Regions from separate parts of the Homo sapiens genome. Here region 2 is linked to region 1. Evidence: chromatin loops called from intact Hi-C (ENCODE). Cell type or tissue: GM12878. All regions are shown on one strand.

Region 1 (4,000 bases):
CTGACTAGATTCTTTCAAAAGATTTTTCTTCAAGTTTAGAAATTCCTTCTTCTACTTGATCTAGTCTATTGTGGAAGCTCTTGATTGTATTTTTAATTTTATTCATTAAATTCTTTAGTTCCAAAATTTTGGTTTTGTTCTTTTTTTTATTATTTCTATCTCTTAATTAAATTTCTCATTCAGAACATGAATTGTTCTTTGTTCTTTGTATTGGTTATCTGTGTTATCTTGTATCTCACTGGTTTCAAAATACTAATATCAGTATTTTGAATCTTTTTCAGGCATTGCACAGACTTTCTTTTCTTTGGAATCTTACCGGATAATTATTGTGTTCTTTTGGAAGTGTCATGTTTTCTTGCACTTCCATGTTTCTTGTATTTTTAGGTTGATACCTGTGCATCTGTTGTAACAGTAGCTTCATCCAATTTTATGAATTTGCTTTTGTAGGTAAAGACTTTTTCCTGTAGATATATTACATTAGGTTGCTCTTGCATTGCTACAGAGAATACCTGAGACTGGGTATTTATAAAGAAAAGAGGTTTAGTTGGCTCACAGTTCCGTAGACTTTATAGGAAGCCTGATGCTGGCAACTGCACAGATTTTAGGGAGGCCTCTAGAAGCTTACAGTCATGGTGGAAGTCAAAGGGGAGCAGGCATGTCCTGTGGTGAAAGCAAGGGAGGGGAGGTGCCACACACTTTTAAAGAACCAGATCTCACAAGAATTCACTCACTATTGTGAGGACAGCACCAAGGAGATGGTGCTAAATCTTTCATGAGAAATTTGTCCCTGTGATAAAATTGCCTCTTACCAGGCCCCATCTCCAACACTGAGGATTACATCTCAACATGAGATTTGGGTGGGGACAAATGTACAAACTATATCATATATCTATACTGTTGGTTGGGTAGGGTGCTTTGGCTTTGATTCTGGGTGGGCACAGTAGTGTAGTCTCTGTATTTCTTTGGTTGTAATCAGCATTATTGATATCTGTGTGTTCCTTGTTTGGTTGTAATCAGCATTATTGATATCTGTGAGTTCCTTGGTGGCTTAGGCTGCAGGTCTTAGTGAAGACTGTGGTGAGGCTTTCCTGGGAAGACGGGCACCAGGCTGATCAGTCCTCTGGCACCAGTGATGGCAGTGATGGGCCAGGTGTGCTGGTCCTCAGGCTCCTTGGTGGTGTATGCTGGCACTGGCAGTTGTAAGCCCAGAGGGGGTTGGTCCTGCAGCCACCAGGTAACATGCTAAAGTGCCAGCAGTGCCAGGAGCAGGCCAGGTGTGTGGGTCATGTGTGGCATTAGCAGTGGCAGTAGCATTGACAGTCCAAACCTTGGGCTGCTGAGTGGCTCATGTGGGCACCAGTAGCAGTGGGCTGGGCAGTTCAGTCCTTAGGCCCCAGGAGGCATGTGCAGGCACTGGTGGTAGACTGGACAGGCTAGTCCTTATACCCTTGCACTACAAGTATATGAGTCAGTAGTGGCAGTTGGATTGAGCCTATACCCAGCCCCTAGACAATGTACATGGGCAGTACAGTGGGCAGGTTGGTAGTGGGTGGGGAGGGTTGATCCCCCATCCTCCAGATGGTGCACATGGGTGCTAGCTTTGGTGGTTATAGGAAGGGCAGGCCTGTCTTGAGATCCCTGCATGGTGCTCATCTGTGCCAGTGGCAGTGAGCAGGGCAAGTCTATTCCCAAATCCCTGGACAACATGCACAGACACTAGTGGTGGTGGGTGGGGCAGGTTAACCCCTAGGCTCCTGGATGATCCATTTGGGTGCCAGCAGCAGCAGCATTTGTATTGGGCCTGCCGTCAGCTATTTGAACGATTAAAATTTTCCTTTTTTAGTTCATTTTTGACTTCAGAAGCTCTGAAAAGTTCTGTGTGTTCTGCACAACTCCCATAGCAGCTGTGACAGAGAAACAAAGGAGTATGAGTTTCTATTTCACCAAGTGATCCTCAAGCCACACATCCCTTAAGAAAAATGGTTACATGACCCTGACACCCTAGGTGCTGCTAGTTAGATCAAGAGTAAGTTTCTGACTTAGGAAGAGACAATCTATAGGTTGGCCAATAACTAATAAGGTAGCTTGGTATAAGCACTCTCTCCAGCAAAGTTAATACCAACTACCAGAACCAAAAGATCTTCTCAGAAAGACTGAAAATTAGAAAATAATCAGCAGAGGAAATGAGTAATTGGAAAGGAAAAAAGAAACTGAAATGCACAAAGAAAGAAGAAAAAAAGCAGCTGTGATTAAGTGGAAGTCTAAAAAAAGAAAGAAGAGTTTCTTTTTTTAGAAACTCTCACACCCAAATGGGGAGTGAGAGCAATATTGGCAGAGAGAGCAATGGTAAAGAAAGAGATCAACTGCATTACAAGTACGGTGAAATTGCTATGATAGGTATCAATAGTCATGAGCTTCTGAGAGGACCGCTACCAGAATTTCCTTTCTCTGAGTCTCCAGAGTGGCAGTTGCAAGTACTGCTGTTAGAGATGCTAGAGTGTAGTAATTTTTCACAGGAAGATATATTTTTTATTTTGAGGATTAAATGATATTTTGTTAATGTGTCTTACTCTAATCAAGGTAATTTATTATTCTGATGTTTTCCAATAACAATCAGACTCTTTTTTTTAACTTTTATTTTAGGTTCAGGGCTGCATGTGTAGGATTGTTATATAGGTAAACTGTGTGTTTACCTATATAACACACAGTTATATGTGTATGTTCCTTCAATGCCTAGTTTATTGAGGATTTTTAACATAAAGGGGTGTTGAATTTTATCAAAAGCTTTTGTTGCATCTATTGAGATAATCATACAGCTTTGGTTTTGGTTCTGCTTATATGATGAATCACATTACTGATTTGTGTATGGTGAACCAACCTTGCACCTTATGGAAGAAACCTACTTGATTGTGGTGGATTAACTTTTTGACATGCTGCTGGATTTGATTTGCTAGTATTTTGTTGAAGATTTTTGCATCTATGTTCATCAATGATATTGGCCTGAAGTTTTCTTTTTTTAATTGTGTCTCTGCTAGGTTTTGGTATCAGGATGATTGCTGACCTCATAGAATTAGTCAAGGAGGAGGTCCCCCTCCTTAATTTTTTGGAATAGTTTCAGTAGGAATGGTACCAGCTCTTCTTTACACATCTGGCAAAATTTGTCAGTGAATCTGACTGGTCCTGGCTTTTTTGGGTGGGTAAGGTTTTTTAAATTATTATTGATTCAATTTCAGAACTTGTTATTGGTATGTTCAGGGATTCAATTTCTTCCTGGAGCAGTCTTGGGAGGTTGTGTGTATCCAGGAATTTATCTGTTTCTTCTAAATTTTTTAGTGTTCATAGAGGTGTTCTTAGTAGTCTCTGAGGGTATTTTGTATTTCTGTGGGGTCAGTGGTAATGTCTCCTCTGTCATTTCTGATTATGTTTATTTAGATCTTCTTTTTTTTTTTTCTTTATTAGTCTAACTAGCAGCTTGTCTATCTTATTAATTTTTTCAAAGAACCAACTCCTGGATTTGTTGATCTTTAGTATTTTTTTTTGTGTCTCAATTGTCTTCAGTAGTTCAGCTCTGATTTTGGTTATTTCTTGTCTTTTGCTAGCTTTGGGGTTGGTTTGCTCTTCTTTCTCTAGTTCCTATAGTTGTGATGTTGGGTTCTTAATTTGAGATCTTTCTAACTTTTTGATTTGAACATTTAGTGCTATAAACTTCACTCTTAATGCTACCTTAACTGTGTCCCAGAGATTCTGGTATGTTTTACCTTTGTTCTCATTGGCTTCAAATAATTTATTGTTTTCTGCCAGAAAGATATATTAAACCACTTTTAACTGATCATTTTTCCTCAACCAAGAACTGCAATTACATAGTCTGACAATAAATATATGCTTATAGGTTCAAGTGAATGAAAAAAGAACTATTCACAAAAATTTATCCTCATGCTTAGTGTTGGACAGTTTTAGCATTCTGTATAATATTAAGGACACACTATATTTAATGATTATT
Region 2 (4,000 bases), 60 kb before region 1:
TGGAACTTCAGCCACCACAGATGACAGCATGCCCCTCAAAGCAATGTGGTAGGGAAATCAAGGTGTGGGTGTTTAGTGAATGGTGAGTGTTCTCCATCTCAGTTCCAGCAAACGGTGGCTGTGGACAGGCAAAGAGGCTTGATTCTGAGTAGGTAGAATTAGCTTAGATTTTTACAAAACTTACTTATAATTGGGAATTCTGTTCTGTAGTAAATAGAGAATTATTGAAAATGTATGATAGAACAGTTCCTAAAAAATATTGTCACATGTTTCTAGCTCTCATTTCCATGAGCTATAGACTTTACTGACATCAGGGATAATCTCCAGTCTCTTCCTTTGTATTCTATGTATCTCTGTCAAGAACAAAAAGTCTGTTGCTCTCGGTTACTCTATGAGTGGCCGGACAAGGTCCAATATATGAATATGAATCTTTTCCACAATAGAAACCCAAAAACCAGCTGACCTGACTTCATGCCTCTGAAATCTTTGGTGCAATCAGATAATCCATTTCCAGTTATTGGACATCAAGCTAGTCTGATAGCTGTTGTTTCATGGCCAGTTATGCTGTGCCATTTTAACTTATACATGGGAGGGTATTTTTCACAGATTTCCTGAGTTATGGTAGTGGTTTACTATCAGTCATCTCAATAGATAATAGGTTCCTGTTTCTTCCATCAATATATTCATGTAGAAAAAGTCCTGAGGCCAGGATCCAAAATGTATGTTCACTGGTGATAATTTAAGTAATCCTACAGAGTTGGCAGGGATGCCTGACAACTCATAGGAAATGGCCTCAAGGCATCTTTGCTTTGTCATCTAGTAAGAAAATGTAACACAAGTCATAGAAGGTGTCCTGCCCCAAACCATCACCATAGCACAGGGTATATTAGCACCAGGCAAAAGATTATAACCATTCTGAGTGGGAGTAACGACAGGCACAATCATAGTGAGGAAGAGTAATTTCTGACTGTTACATGCCTGACACACAGAATTTACTGAGGAGGAACACTGATATTCATACCACTTCATCCAACAACTATTATTTTAGCAACTACTATATACCAGACACTCTTCTATACACCAGGAATATACCAATCAACATGCAGACCAAAGTCCCCATGCTTATGTAACTCATACCCTATTGCACTGAGAAAGGTTTGAGACATGGGAGAAAGGTGGGTCGGAGATTTTTGCTTAGTTGTTTATTGAGACCAAGTTCCTTGATTGTACAACTATGCTCTAGTATTTTTTAAAAACAGAAAAAAGTAAAGAAAGACACTACACACACACACACATACACATATACAAATACACATAAATATATACCTATTTATGTATATATTCATGCATAATCATATATATAATTAACAATACCACTCCCCTCACCCCATATGTGTTTCTATGAGGAAGAAGGTATTCGTTCTCTCAGATGGTTTCACAGTTGAAAAGCAAAGCAGATGGCTCTTCTAGAGGAGGCAGCTTGCTTGCTAAAATGTCATGGATATACAGAAATAAAACCGAAAATGAAATGAAAGGCAAGAAAATATTCTCATTTGAATAATGAACTATCTGATGTTTCCTTAGAGCCACACAGCTCAGATAACAAAAAGAAACACTCTCAGACCCTTTGTTCTGCATTTACGACAAAACTCAAACCACATGTCTGTCATGTAATAAGCCACTCTGGATCATTTTTTGAAGAATAATAATCATTGTTTGATGGAACCACTTGTAAAACACAGAAGGCACCCCAGAGAAGCTGGCACTCATAGTAAACTATCCAAGGGATAATTTGTGGCAACAAATGATACACTGAATATTGCATTTAAACTTTAAAACAATTGTTCACACACAAAAGAAAACTAATGGCTGAGCTCTCGCTCCACCCCAGCTTCCTGTCACTGTTCATTTTTCAGTTTCCCCATGGTTGAAGGAAGCCCTTGGGACTTATGGCAGCAGATAGCTCAAAACGATGCCTGTAGAGCTTTTGTAATTATTATTATGTTAAACACATAATTTGGTTGCTTTGTTCTGTGAGTATATGTGCTTATTTCAGCCTCATAATAGTTGCCAGATTCAGCTGTGTGATTTGTATCCTGCAATAAAATGCACCGACCACAAGTTTGCCTTTCTGCACCCACGTTTCCACCAGCACTGTGCAAACCAACAATGCCCATTATTGTCTCGGGAGTTTTGCGTAGACCTGAAGTGACAAAGGGGAGTAACTTCAGACAAATCAACAGAATGTAATTACAGGTAAGGCGTTTGGCTTTACTCCCCCTAAAGGTCTTTGAGGCCTGGGATAAATTTTGACGCAACAGCAATTGGACTGGCTTTAAGATCAGTTGTTTACTTAAATCTATTACATCCAGATTTCACATGAGCCAAGAGACCCACCTGCAAAGCCTGACCAAAGTTTGCTGTCTTTCCAACTACCTCCTGGGACAGGAAAAATCCCCAGAAAAAGATTAAATGAAAGATACTAGAGATGTGACCTCCAGCACTGTCAGTGTGGACTAGAACCAAGTTGTTAAGGCCCCTGGGATCTCCATGATAGGAAAGAGGAGCCAACCATTGTATAAACCCTTCTGATTGCCGTCCCACCCTGGGATCCCTCCTCCTCAAGCTTATTCTGAGAACAAAGCAATTTGCCTGCTGCTTAGAAACAAATCACCCAGGTCTGAACAAACAAAGCAGACACTTCTTTTATGGAGGAGAAGTTGAGAGACCCTAAAAGTACTGTGAGTTAGAAAGGGAAGAGGTTTAAAAAATTGATGAAATTGTTTTCCCTTAAGAGTAATTTAACTGAATAGTGAGCGGCCAATTGTTAGGATTTGAAAACAATTCAGAAGCTATAGAAATCCTTTTGACTGTAACCTCCCTTACCCAGACCTTGGTCTCATGAGAAAGAAAACTTTCTTAGCTTAGAGTCATAGCAGATAATGCCTCCACTAAAGTTCCCAGTAAGGGCAGATGAATGAATCAACAGGAAGCAGCCAGCAGTGCTTTGTGCTTTGACAAATCCTGGCTTTCAAACTCAGGCCTCTCTCCTATATAGTGGAGAAATCAGATAATATATTGAAGAGGTGATCACAACTTAAATTATCAAGGAGGCGTAGACAGACATTGGGTGCCTCTGGTGCAACATCCTAAGAAGGACATGACGTCACCTAGGTAGTCTTCCAGCAGAACACAGAAAAACTAAATCTAATCATGAGGAAACGTCAGAAAAAAATCAGGAGCATTTTATTTAAAAAATTAGAAGCATTTTATTTAAAAGGGGAGAGAGGCTGGAGGTTTCACAAACGGTGATGTGATAAAAGTCATAGTCACTGAAAAGTTGAGGAACTCTTGCAGATTAAAGAAAATTAAAGAGATATGAAAACTAAATATAATATGTGATCGTAGAGTGGATTCCATATGGAGGGGGAAATGCTATAAAGAACATGATCAGATCATTGAGAAATTGATCTGGCGGGCTCAGGAGTGAAGCCGCAGACCTTCACGGTGAGTGTTACAGCTCATAAAGGCAGTGTGGACCCAAAGAGTGAGCAGCAGCAAGATTTATTGCAAACAGCAAAAGAACAAAGCTTCCACAGTGTGGAAGGGGACCCGAGCCGGTTGCCACTGCTGGCTCTGGCAGCCTGCTTTTATTCTCTTATCTGGCCCCACCCACATCCTGCTGATTGGTCCATTTTACAGAGAGCCGAGTGGTCCGTTTTGACAGGGTGCTGATTGGTGCGTTTACAATCCCTGAGCTAGATTGTATTTTTTGTACAGACAAGGTTTCACCATGTTGGCCAGGATGGTCTTGATCTCCTGACCTTGTGATCCACCTGCCTCGGCCTTCCAAAGTGCTGGGATTACAGGTGTGAGCCACCGTGCTTGGCCTTATAAATTTTTTTAAATGAACTCAGTAATACTATAATAGAGCATTTAGTAAATGTAAATCAATTTCTAAACTTAATAATTAAGCTTCCTTCAAGCCTGTGTCCTTATC

The links. Peaks named below come from ENCODE experiments on the same cell type or tissue, not always from the same donor. Only the 100,000 strongest peaks of a DNase experiment are listed, where the experiment ranks them.
Region 2: a loop joins it to region 1, with 5 times the contacts of the local background. A loop is called at or near these places in 1 of 110 quality-filtered maps.

The regions. Positions count from the first base shown.
Region 1 is chr5:82,879,659-82,883,658 of GRCh38, forward strand. No RefSeq gene overlaps it. Among named protein-coding and RNA genes, the nearest start is that of LINC01338, 22 kb to the left of the region's middle. In GM12878, no CTCF peak of the experiment used is centred here; a DNase peak (open chromatin) is centred at 2,193.
Region 2 is chr5:82,819,575-82,823,574 of GRCh38, forward strand. No RefSeq gene overlaps it. Among named protein-coding and RNA genes, the nearest start is that of MIR3977, 19 kb to the right of the region's middle. RefSeq lists an enhancer at 1,421-1,600. In GM12878, no CTCF peak of the experiment used is centred here; a DNase peak (open chromatin) is centred at 1,532; H3K4me3 peaks cover 568 bases; H3K27ac peaks cover 1,376 bases.